Linked DNA regions of Homo sapiens: all the other regions are linked to region 2. A link is a contact called in ENCODE Hi-C or POLR2A ChIA-PET data. All regions are on one chromosome and are shown on one strand. The core of a region is the stretch at or near the end of the contact, and the rest is flanking DNA. Distances in the headings are between cores, read along the strand shown. Region 1 holds the start of TESK2 (testis associated actin remodelling kinase 2). Region 2 overlaps ZSWIM5 (zinc finger SWIM-type containing 5). Region 3 holds the start of KIF2C (kinesin family member 2C).

Region 1 (3,619 bases), core at 662-3,161, 440 kb after region 2:
GCTGTTATGTTCTAGTTCTTGTCCCGTTCCTTTAATCTCTCTTTTTCAGTGTCTATTACCTTTCAAACAATGATGCTCCTTCTGGTCCACAGCCCTTCTCATCTTTCAGTATTACCATTCCATACTAAGGCACACAAATATCCCCCATATATTCTCTTGACCCTCCAAATTTATGTATCCAGGTCCAAGCTTTCTCCCAATTTTCAGACCCAAATTTCCAGATACCCACAGTGATATTTCAAAACACCTCAAACTCGGCTGGGAGCAGTGGCTCACGCCTGTAATCCCAGCACTGTGGGAGGCCGAGGTGGGCGGATTGACTGAGGTCAGACGTTCGAAACCAGCCTGGCCAACGTGGGGAAACCCCGTCTCTACTAAAAGTACAAAAATTAGCCGGACGTGGTGGCGCATGCCTGTAATCCCAGCTACTCGGTAGTCTGAGGCAGGAGAATCGCTTGTACCTGGGAGGAGGAGGTGGCAGTGAGCTGAGATCGTGCCACTGCACTCCAGCCTGGGTGACAGAATGAGACTCCGTCAAAAAAAACAAAAACTAACAAACAAACCCTGAAACTTAACTTGTTCAAAACCAAATTTATTACCTTCTCTCAAAATTGCTTTTTTATGCTCCCTATTTCAGATGAGATCAGGAGCGTTGAGGGTGGTATAACCAGAGACTATGTTCCCTATTTCAATTAACACTACCGATTCACACCATCAGCCAAGTCAGAAACTTTCTACTATTCTTCTCAACTTTATTTTGAAACCTCTTGGAATTTCGGGCCATTCCCTCCCGCCTGGATGAGCACACTCGTTTTCTGCCTACCTGGCCTTTCCGCCTCCACGGTCTTCACTTTCAATCCTTCCTCTATATTTTCACCAAAGATAATGCAATCATACCAAGCTCCTGCTTACAAAACCTTCAACGGCTCCCCATGCATGCAGCATGAAGTCCAAATTCCTCAGCAAGTTCTTCTCAGAGGTATACAATTTAAAGACTTTTAAATTACGCAAACCTGGATTTCGCTTGTAGCGAAATCTGAACACTGGCTTAGTCCACTCTTCACAGCGAAGAGTAAAAAGCAGAGAGGGGAAAGGAAGGGAGACGATGACAAGCGAGGAAAGAAGAGGGGGAAGGCAGTAGGGTCTGAGGGGAGGGAATTGTTTTCCTGGGTAGAGGTGAACGTTTTCGAGGGAAGAGTGTATCGGAGGGAAGTCAAGTGAAGGAACCCAGATCTCTGAGGCAGGAGCGGGTATGCGAGCAGGGAGGCGCTCAGTGGGGAGCTGGAAGTCTCTGAAACAAGAGTTTTCCGAGAAAACGAAAGATCCCTAATGCGAGCGAGGTAACTTCTAATGGGTTCCCAGGTTCTAAGGGGGAGCAGACGTGGCGGGGAGCCTGAGGGAAGTGAGAAGGAAAGGGGAAAGCGGCCAGGAAGGGAGCGTCCGCCGCCGCTGAGAGGGGGACCTCTGGGAAGCCGAGGGGTCCCGTCGGGTGCGGAGGGACGCAGGCGCCTCTGCTCCGGGGCAGAGGAGGTGGAGCGGCAGCGCGCGCGGGCCAGGCAGGATGCCCGGGTTTGTGACCCCCGTCCTCTTTTCACGTTACCTGAGGCAGGACTGAGCAGCCAGAGGGGTGCCTGCGCGGGCAAGAGGAGGAGACGGCGGCAAAGAGGGAGCATAGTAACCCTCACAGCTCGTTGGTGGCAGCGGCTCCTTAGCCTGCGGAGGCGGTGGGAGCCCCTAGCGCAGAAGCCGGCGACTCAGCTAGGCTAGCGGCGGCGGCGAACGAGGAGACTACTGCCATGGCCCCACAGTCGGGGCCGCTCCCCCCGCCTGTTTGGCGGGGCCAGGAGGACGATCCGACCAGCGAAGCCAACAGGGCAGCTGGTAGCTCTGCTGAGCTCCCGGGCCGCGAAAGACTGAAACGCCTACCCGGCCCAGCAGGGGGGTTGGGGGCGGGGTCTCGGCTGGCCACGCCCCTCCCTCAAGCCCTCCCTCAGAGTAGCCAGTCAACCGTCAACTCCTGATAAACGAGGTAGTGGAATTGCCCAATTAGCGCTAGGAATGCCACGTGGTATGAGGGTGGGCACAATGGGCGTCCAGAAAAGCCAATCAACAGCCGTAGGTGCCAACTCCGGAGGACGAAGGGAACCAATAGGAAGGAAGTCGAGGTAAAAACAGAAGAAGCAGTGTGTGGGAAAGGCGGAACCGAGGAGGAGGGAATACACCTGGGGGAAACCCAAGTCCAGGAGCCTCTTAGAGGGCGGGGCAGTAAACACAAGATGGACCAATAAAAATGTTAAACACAGAAATGATTGGTAATTGATAAAGCCAATAGAAAATGGACTAGACTGGCGCGGCTTTCGGGTTGGTCAAGGTATAGCTGAGTAAGGAAAAGCGGTAAGAATGCTGCGTCCTGCAGGATTTCAGTATAGTGAGGAGGAAAAAATATATCAATAATACCGACTTGAAATAGTAAGAGCAATCAGTAGAGCTAAACAAAATGCTAGGGAAGCAATTAATCATGACTATGAGATTCGGTTAAGTGAAAGCTTAGAGGAGGTAACACTTCAGCTAGCTTGAAAACAGATTTTGAAAGAAAGCTGGTGGGGAATAAGTTGGGATTTTTTGTTGTTTTTGTTGGTTGTTTTTTTTTTAGAAGGGTCTCACTCTGTCGCCCAGGATGATGGAGTGCAATGGAGCGATCATGGCTCACTTGCAGCCTCAAACTCCTGGATTAAGATGATCCTCCCAACTCAGCCTCCCCGGATAGCTGGGACTACAGGCACACGCCAGCATGCCTGACTAATTTTTTGTATATTTTGTAGAGACGGGGTTTACCATGTTGCCCAGGCTGGTCTGTAACTCCTGGACTCAAGTGATCGGCCCACGTTGGCCTACGAAAGTGCCGGGATTACAGGCGTGAGCCACCGCTCCCAGCTAAGAATTCTGCCCAGCTGTTCAAGGCACATATTTCTTCACTTTTTGCATGTGCCTGGACATCAGGAGCTCATAATCTCATGACTGAAGAGACTAGAACAGGAGGAGGGCAAGAGCAAGCAGTATGGGCCTTACTGTATTAGCACTCCCAGGGGTTAGAGACCCCTTTTCAGACATCTTAAGACTTTCATCCTCCTGGAAGAGTATAAGTGGTATGCATTCCTGGTGGCCATAAAGTTTAAGAAATATGGCCAGGGCCGGGAGCAGTGGATCACGCCTGTAATCCCACCACTTTGGGAGGCCGAGGCAGGGGGATCACGAAGTCAGAAGATCGAGACCATCCTGGCAAACATGGTGAAACCTCGTCTCTACTAAAAATAGAAAAATTAGCTGGGTGTATTGGCGCGTGCCTGTAGTCCCAGCTACTCAGGAGGCTGAGGCAAGAGAATCGCTTGAGCCCGGGAAGCAGAAGTTGCAGTGAGCCAAGATCGCACCACTGCACTCCAGCCTGGGCGACACAGCAAGTCTCCGTCTCAAAAAAAAAAAAAAAAAAAAAATATGGCCAGACACAGTGATTCACTTCTGTAATCTCAGCACTTTGGGAGGCCAAGGTGGATCACTTGAAGCCAGGAGTTTGAGACCAGCCTGGGCAACATAGCGAGACCCTGTCTGTACAGAAAAAAAA
Region 2 (4,136 bases), core at 527-3,026:
CAGTTTCATTTTTAGATGGTAGAGAAAGTTTCCAAAGCATTATCTTTTCTTAATATAAAAAACTTGCTAAGATTTTCAGAACTGGCTTGTTTTTCCTTCCCAACACTTCCTTAAAGTAGAGTGACTATCTTATTTCAATCTGTGTGCCTGTGATATAAAGACAGATTTAGGCTTGAACTCTGAGCTCAAATCTGCAGTGTAATAAATATTTATTAAGAGCCTCCTATGTTAAGGCTCTGTGCTGGTGAATAAAGCAGACACTGTTCCTACCCTTGAGGAACTGTCTAGTGAGGGAGACAGATAAATAAACATAATTCCATTTGAATATGATAAGTATTAAGATAAAGATATGTTCAGGGTATGAAAGCAGCATAGAGGAAGGGCATTTAACACAAGGACATGGTTGGAAGCGAGGAAGTCAGAAAAGGTTTTATTTTTTTGCTTAGCTGAACTTCCTGAGCTTCATCAAATCATTCAATTGTAAAACTGAGATCATAAAAATACCTACTTTGTAGGGATATTGTGAGAATTTAATGAGATAACCTTTGTAAAGGGTCTAGCATATTACCTAGCACATAGTAGAATCTTGGTATTTGCTTATCCAAGAAAAATAATTTATTTGGACTTGGATTTTCAAACTGCTGATAACTTGTGATGCCTTAAAACCATTACTTTCTTGGGATTTTTTTTTTTTTTTGAGACAAAGTCTCGCTCTTGCCCCCCAAGCTGGAGTGAGATGGGGCGATCTTGGCTCACTGCTGCAACCTCCACCTCCTGAGTTCAAGCAATTCTCCAGCCTCAGCGCCCCCCCTCGCACCCCACCCCCAACCCTAGTAGCTGGGATTACAGGCATCCGCCACCATGCCCGGCTAATTTTTGTATTTTTAGTAGAGATGAGGTTTCACCATGTCGGCTAGGTTTGTTTAGAACTCCTGACCTCAGGTGATCCACTCGCCTTGGCCTCCCAAAGTGCTGGGATTACAGGCGTGAGCCACCATGGCTGGCTGCAGTATGTCTTAATATAAACATCCTTTAGGATGTAGTTACATCCATGGATAGAAGTACATTTGGACACTATTTCAAAGCCTCTCAAAGCCAAATAGGAATGTTTTGAAAAGCCATCTTAGCCTCAATTTCAGATATTAATTGAAGATGAAAATTAATTTCTGGCTGGGTGCTGTGGCTCACACTTATAATCCCAGCACTTTGGCAGGCCAAGGAGGGCAGATCACTTGAGCTCAGGAGTTTGAGACCAGCCTGGGCAACATGGTGAAACCCTGTCTCTCCCAAAAATACAAAAAATTAGCTGGGCATGGTGGTATGCACCCAGCTGGTCCCAGCTACTCAGGAGGCTGAGGTGGGAGGATTGTTTGAGCCCAGGAGGTGGAAGTTACAGTGAGCCGAGATCACACCACTGCACTCCAGCATGGGTGATGGGAAAAAAAAAAAAGAAAAAACCCTCATTTCTATTTTTTCAATTCAATTTTTTAAATGTACCATGAAAAAGAAACTATATTATGTGTTGGGTGCAGTGGCTCACTCCTGTAATCCTAGCCCTGTGGGAGGCTGAGGTGGGCGGATCACCTGAGGTCGGGAGTTCAAGACCAGCCTGACTGCCATGGAGAAACCCCGTCTCTACTAAAAATACAAAAAATTAGCCAGGTGTGTTGGTGCATGCCTGTAATCCCAGCTACTTGGGAGGCTGTGGTAGGAGAATCGGTTGAATCTGGGAGGCGGAGGTTGCAGTGAGCTGAGATCCCGCCATTGCACTCAAGCCTGAGCAACAAGAGTGAAACTCCGTCTCAAACAAAAAAAAAAAAAAAAAGAAAAAAGGAACTGATACTTACAACAGTGACTCTTTAGGGGATTATAGTAACATTTATTTTACAGTTTAAGAAGGGCTTTTCATCTATAGTGTAGAAACAGATTTTCATATTTAATCTTCACAGGTAAAAAAGAGGACCAAAAAAAGAAGCTACTAAATCTGGCAACTTCAGAAGAACTCTGGTGACCTTAGGAATGGCAAAATCAATAGGATAATAGGAATGGAAAACAGATTAGGTGAGATGAGAGGCTTAAGAGGTAAAGAAACAGGGTGCTAATTCTAGTCCTGGAGGAGTTCCAATTTCCTAGGCATTTTGATATTAAGAAGGGGATCCTGGCCGGGTGCGGTGGCTCATTCCTGTAATCCCAGTGCTTTGGGAGGCGGAGGCAGGTGGATTGCTTGAGGTCAGGAGTTCGAGACCAGCCTGGCCAACATGGTGAAACCCCATCTCTACTAAAAATACAAAAAATTAGCCAGGCATCATAGTGTGTGCCTATAATCCCAGTTACTCAGGTGGCCAAGGCAAGAGAATCTCTTGAGTCCAGGAGGCAAAGGTTGCAGTGAGCCAAGATTGAACTACTGCACTCCAGCCTGGGCGACAGAGCGAGACTCTGTTTCAAAAAAAAAAAAAAAAAAAAAGGATCCCTAGAAAGTGAGCACAAGTACTTTCACCTATAAGTTACAAATGAGTTTTCTGTCTTATTAATTACATCCTTATAAATTTGTTTCAATACAATTACAACCCTGAGAAAGAGACAAAGCAAAAAATCCTACTAGTTGCCTGTATAAAACATCACTCACAAGACTGTTATCAGTATCCAGAAGCATATTTTCCTACAACTTAAAAAAAAGTGTTGGCTTGGTACAGTGTCTCATGCTTGTAATACCAGTGCTTGGGGAGGCTGAGGTGGAGGATCACAAAGCCAGGAGTTTGAGATCAGCCTGGGCAACATAGTGAGACCCTACCTCTACAAAAAATTAGAATTGGCTGAGTGTGATAGCCTCTGCCTGTAATCCCAGCTACTTGGGAGGCTGAGGTGGAAGTATTTCTTGATCCCAGGAGTTTGAGTTGCAGTGAGTTATGATCACACCACTGTATTCCAGCCTAGGGGACAGTGAGATCCTGTCTCAAAGTAAATCAATAAAAATAAATTTGGCCTGGGCGTGGTGGCTCATGTCTATGGTCCCAGCACTTTGGGAGGCCGAGGCAGGTGGATCACTTGAGGTCAGGAGTTTGAGACCAGCCTGGCCAACATGGTGAAACCCTGTCTCTACAAAAGTAGAAAAATTAGCCGGGCGTGGTGGTGCGCGCCTGTAGTCTCAGCTACTTGGGAGGCTGAGGCAGAAGAATTGAGTGAACCCAGGAGGCAGAGGTTGCAGTGAGCTGAGATCGCACCACTGCACTCCAGACTGGGCAACAGAGTGAGACACTTTCTCAAAAAACAACAACAAAAAATTTTAAAAGTATCAAAAACTCAAAGCAAAGGTAGCTACTATGGAAATTAAAATTTTACGTAATTATTAAATATTAAATATAATAAAATAATAGCTATCACTGATTTCTTTTCATCAGCTAGGAATTAAGGTGTTAAGCACTTTATCTCATTCAGTCCTCTAACTCTGAGGATCAACAGGTCTTGGTTTGGATGTAAAAGAAAATAGGGAATCAAGGATAACCCTTAAATTTTCTTCTTGAGCAATGATGGAGTCTCGCTCTGTCACCGAGGCTGGAGTGCAGTGGCATGATCTCAGCTCACTGCAATGTCTGCCTCCCAGGTTCAAGCGATTCTCCTGCCTCAGCCTCCTAAGTAACTGGCATTACAGGCACCTGCCACCATGCCCGGTTAATTTTTTGTATTTTTTTTAAGATGGAGTCTCATTGTGTCGCCTAGGCTGGAGTGCAGTGGCACGGTCTTGGCTCACTGCAAGCTCGCCTCCCGGGTTCATGCCATTCTCCTGCCTCAGCCTCCCGAGTAGCTGGGACTACAGGCGCCCACCACCATGCCTGGCTAATTTTTTGTATTTTTAGTAGAGATGGGGTTTCACCGTGTCAGCCAGGATGGTCTCAATCTCCTGACCTCGTGATCCGCCTGCCTTGGCCTCCCAAAGTGCTGGGATTACAGGTGTGAGCCACTGTGCCCGGCCAGTTTTTTGTATTTTTAGTAGAGACAGGGTTTCACCATGTTGGCCAGGCTTGTCTTGAACCCCTGACCTCAGGTGATCTGCCTGCCTTGTCCTCCCAAAGTGCTAGGATTACAGGCGTGAGAAACCGTGCCTGGCCATTGAGCAACAAGATAATACATCTTGATGC
Region 3 (3,853 bases), core at 611-3,110, 310 kb before region 2:
AGCCCAGGAGTTCAAGACCAGCCTGGGCAACATAGCAAGACACTGTCTCTAATTAAAAAAAAAAAAAACCTCTCCCTTTCCCCCTCCCCCTCTCCCCGGTCTCCCTCTGATGCCAAGCCGAGGCTGAACTGTACTGCCGCCATCTCGACTCACTGCAGCCTCCCTGCCTGATTCTCCTGCCTCAGCCTGCCGAGTGCCTGGGATTGCAGGCGCGCGCCGCCGCACCTGACTGGTTTTCGTATTTTTTGGTGGAGATGGGGTTTCACCGTGCTGGCCGGGCTGGTCTCCAGCTCCTGACCGCGAGTGATCTGCCAGCCCTGGCCTCCCGAGGTGCCGGGATTGCAGACGGAGTCTCGCTCACTCAGTGCTCAATGTTGCCCAGGCTGGAGTGCGGTGGCGTGATCTCGGCTCGCTACAACCTCCACCTCCCAGCCGCCTGCCTTGGCCTCCCAAAGTGCCGAGATTGCAGCCTCTGCTCGGCCGCCACCCGGTCTAGGAAGTGAGGAGCGTCTCTTCCCGGCCGCCCATCGTCTGGGATGTGGGGAGCGCCTCTGCCCCGCCGCGACCCCGTCTGGGAACTGAGGAGTGTCTCTGCCCCGCCGCCACCCTGTCTGGGAGGTGAGGATCGTCTCTGACTGGCCGCCCCGTCTGAGAAGTGAGGAGCCACTCTGCCCGGCAGCCGCCCCGTCCGGGAGATGAGGAGCGTCTCCTCCCGGCAGCCGCCCCGTCCAGGAGGTGGGGGGAAAGCCCCCGACCGGCCAGCCGCCCCGTCTGGGAGGTGGGGGGCAGCCCCCTCCCAGCCGCCGCCCTGTCTGGGAGGTGGGGGGGGGGGGCGCCTCTGCCCGGCTGCCCCATTTGGGAAGTGAGGAGCCCCTCTGCCCCGCCGCCACCCCATCTGGGAGGTGTACCCAATAGCTCATTGAGAACGGGCCATGATGACGATGGCGGTTTTGTCGAATAGAAAAGGGGGAAATGTGGGGAAAAGAAAGAGAGATCAGATTGTTACTGTGTCTGTGTAGAAAGAAGTAGACATAGGAGACTCCATTTTGTTCTGTACTAAGAAAAATTCTTTTGCCTTGGGATGCTGTTAATCTATAACCTTACCCCCAACCCCGTGCTCTCTGAAACATGTGCTGTGTCCACTAAGGGTTAAATGGAAAAAAAAAAAAAGGAGGACAGGAACTATGTGTCTAGTTCATTATCTCCATTTCCTGGTACCATGCCTAGCAGGTGGTAGACTTCACTCAATAAATATCTGGTGAATCAGTGTCTTTCTGGAAATTTATACATAACTCCTTGAATGAGGCAACATGCTTCTGCACTATTTAATAAGAAAAACTAAGTCAAGTTTCTAATCTGTGGTTTTGTTTTGCTTTGAGAACAGGGTCTTGGCTATGTTGCCCTGTCTGGTCTCGAACTTCTGATCTCGAGCGATCACTCCCACCTCTCCCTTCCTAAGTGTTGGGATTAACAGGAGTGAGCCACCGCGCCCGGCCAAGTCTCCAACTTGCTCGAGGTCACTGAACTTGCAATTGAAGAAGCTACGATTCGAACCCATGTCTGTAGGATCCCAGAGCCCTCATTGTCAAATACATACTGAAGTTTCCCAGTTTTCGGGAACCCCGCAGTACAAGGTGACCGAGGACAATACCAGAAATGGGAGCCCCAGACCCCACGTAGCGGCGAAGTTCCCAGAAGGCACAGCGCTCGGGGGTGTGGCCAGACGCATGGGCGGTGCCAAGCGTAGGAAGATGGTTGGGAACTGCGTCTCCCCCAAGGCTCCGCAGGGCGCCGCTGACTGGCGGAAGCGAGGGCGGGGACAGCGGAATGACGTTTTAAGGACGCTTGCGCGCGGGATTTAAACTGCGGCGGTTTACGCGGCGTTAAGACTTCGTAGGGTTAGCGAAATTGAGGTTTCTTGGTATTGCGCGTTTCTCTTCCTTGCTGACTCTCCGAATGGCCATGGACTCGTCGCTTCAGGCCCGCCTGTTTCCCGGTCTCGCTATCAAGATCCAACGCAGTAATGGTGAGGAGCGGGGTCCCTAGGTCAAGGGGACTCGTGAGCGGTGAGACGACTGAAATTACTGCCCGTCCCCGGACACACAGATGGGCTTTCACTCTCTTTCTCTCCCTCCCTCCTTTTCACACGCACTCACTCCGGGTCTCTGCACTGGCAGTCATTCTTGCCTACACAGGGGTGAGAGTCCCTGCGCTGTACGTGGTCCCTTTCGCAGTCCTCTGGGAGTGGGCGGACCTTCTCCAAGGCTGGTAGACCTCCCAGGGAAGTTGGGACTTCTAAATTCACTTCCCTTCCAAAATTCTCCCCTGAAAATGCCCTGCTCTTATGGGGACCTCGGTCTCCTGGCCCCTTTACTCTCGAATAAATATTGCGCAGTTGCGGTATGTCAGGTAAACGGGACAGACAAGAACCCTGCGCTTGAGGAGCTTGTAGTCGTTCTCTCTTTTGCTTAAGCAGGTACCGCAGTTCTGGCAGGTCTGATACCCGTGTCATTAGGGAAATGGACAGATATGACCGCCAGAAATGAGTTAGGAAAACCCCAAAAGGGCCAGATCCTCAATGCTATGTTGAGGAAAAGTTCATCTAAGGGTTGTGGGGAATCCTGTGCTCAAACATACCTTTTGTATGTTCTCTTTTGTAGGCTCTATCTCTCTTTTTTTGTAGGCTCTCTTGAGTAGGGGTGAATCCTTATCCCATGCAGCTCAGTTTAAAAACCTGTCCCCAGCCCACCTCACTGTGGATATTCTAAAGGTGAAGCCCAGGAGATTTATTTGTTTCTCTTAGTTTTTTTTTTTTTTTTTTTTAAGGTAGCTGCCTGTTCCTTCAGGTTAACTCCACTTTGGGAATCTCTGTGGAATCCTAAAAGTGAAGCTCTCAGGAAAGAGATGGGTAACTCTGGTTTTTTCATACTTTATAGGTTTAATTCACAGTGCCAATGTAAGGACTGTGAACTTGGAGAAATCCTGTGTTTCAGTGGAATGGGCAGAAGGAGGTGCCACAAAGGGCAAAGAGGTAGGTTCTATGAGAATTCCTCTACCACATTTAATGTCTTCCTACATAAAGGATCTGTGCAGAAGTGGAATCTGTGAGAGCCTAGTTTCTGATGCTGTGCTCTTCTCACTCACGCCTGTAATCCCAGAACTTTGGGAGGCTGAGACGGGCAGATCACCTGATGTCAGGAGTTCGAGACCATCCTGGCCAACATGGCGAAACCTGTCTCTACTGAAAATACAAAAATTAGCCAGTCGTGGTAGTGCATGCCTGTAATCCCAACTACTTGGGAGCCTGAGGCAGGAGAACTGCTTGAACCTGGGAGGCGGAGGTTGCAGTGAGCCGAAACTGTGCCGCTGCACTCCAGCCTGGGTGACAGTGAGAATCTGTCTCAAAAAAAAAAAAAAAAAAAAATTGGCTGGGTGCGGTGGCTCTTGCCTCTAATCCCGACACTTTGAGAGGCCTGGTCTGGAGGATTGCTTGAGCTCAGGAGTTCGAGACCAGCCTGGGAAAAATGTTGAGACCTTGTCTCTACAAAAAAATTAAAAATTATCAGGGTGTGGTGGCTCACGCCTGTGGTTCCAGCTACTCGGGAAGCTGAGGTGGGAGGATTGATTTAGCCTGGGAGGTTGAGGCTGCACTGAACCATGATCGAGCCACTGCACTCTGGCCTGGGCGACAGAGTGAGACCTTTCCTCAAAAAATAAAAATGGTCTTCTTGGCTGGGCACAGTGGCTCACATGTATAATCCCAGCACTTTGGGAGGCCGAGGTGGGCAGATCGCTTTGAGCTCAGCAGTTCAAGACCAGGCTGGGCAACATGACAAAACCTCATTTCTACAAA

What was found. Hi-C counts contacts between places; a loop is a spot of excess contacts on that map. ChIA-PET counts read pairs that join two places held with the same protein, here RNA polymerase II (POLR2A). Pooled maps may share reads with other maps.
Region 1: a loop to region 2 is called in a map with no recorded cell type, with 9 times the contacts of the local background. The contact joins the promoter of TESK2 here to the enhancer-like site in region 2. A Hi-C loop is called at or near these places in 1 of 37 single-sample maps with no recorded cell type and 5 of 50 pooled maps. POLR2A ChIA-PET finds 5 or more read pairs at or near these places in 2 of 52 experiments (activated B cell and naive thymus-derived CD4-positive, alpha-beta T cell).
Region 3: a loop to region 2 is called in a pooled map, with 2.9 times the contacts of the local background. The contact joins the promoter of KIF2C here to the enhancer-like site in region 2. A Hi-C loop is called at or near these places in 2 of 50 pooled maps. POLR2A ChIA-PET finds 5 or more read pairs at or near these places in 9 of 52 experiments (CD4-positive, alpha-beta T cell, CD8-positive, alpha-beta memory T cell, GM12878 and 5 more).

Annotation. Positions count from the first base shown.
Region 1 is chr1:45,489,252-45,492,870 of GRCh38, forward strand. TESK2 (testis associated actin remodelling kinase 2) reads right to left here and starts at 1,912. Exons shown (of 11, transcript NM_007170.3): 1 at 1,601-1,912. RefSeq lists enhancers at 1,570-1,619, 1,906-2,200 and a silencer at 1,850-2,069.
Region 2 is chr1:45,051,320-45,055,455 of GRCh38, forward strand. The region is part of intron 4 of ZSWIM5 (zinc finger SWIM-type containing 5); the gene reads right to left. Among named protein-coding and RNA genes, the nearest start is that of UROD, 41 kb to the left of the region's middle. Within about 2 kb of position 1,777, at least 3 of the 41 ENCODE cell types and tissues checked have a DNase peak (open chromatin) inside an H3K27ac peak, as active enhancers do; they include GM12878 and OCI-LY7, where a contact is called at or near this core.
Region 3 is chr1:44,737,977-44,741,829 of GRCh38, forward strand. It overlaps KIF2C (kinesin family member 2C), which reads left to right and starts at 1,861. Exons shown (of 21, transcript NM_006845.4): 1 at 1,861-2,026; 2 at 2,937-3,031. The coding sequence starts at 1,957. RefSeq lists an enhancer at 1,512-1,681.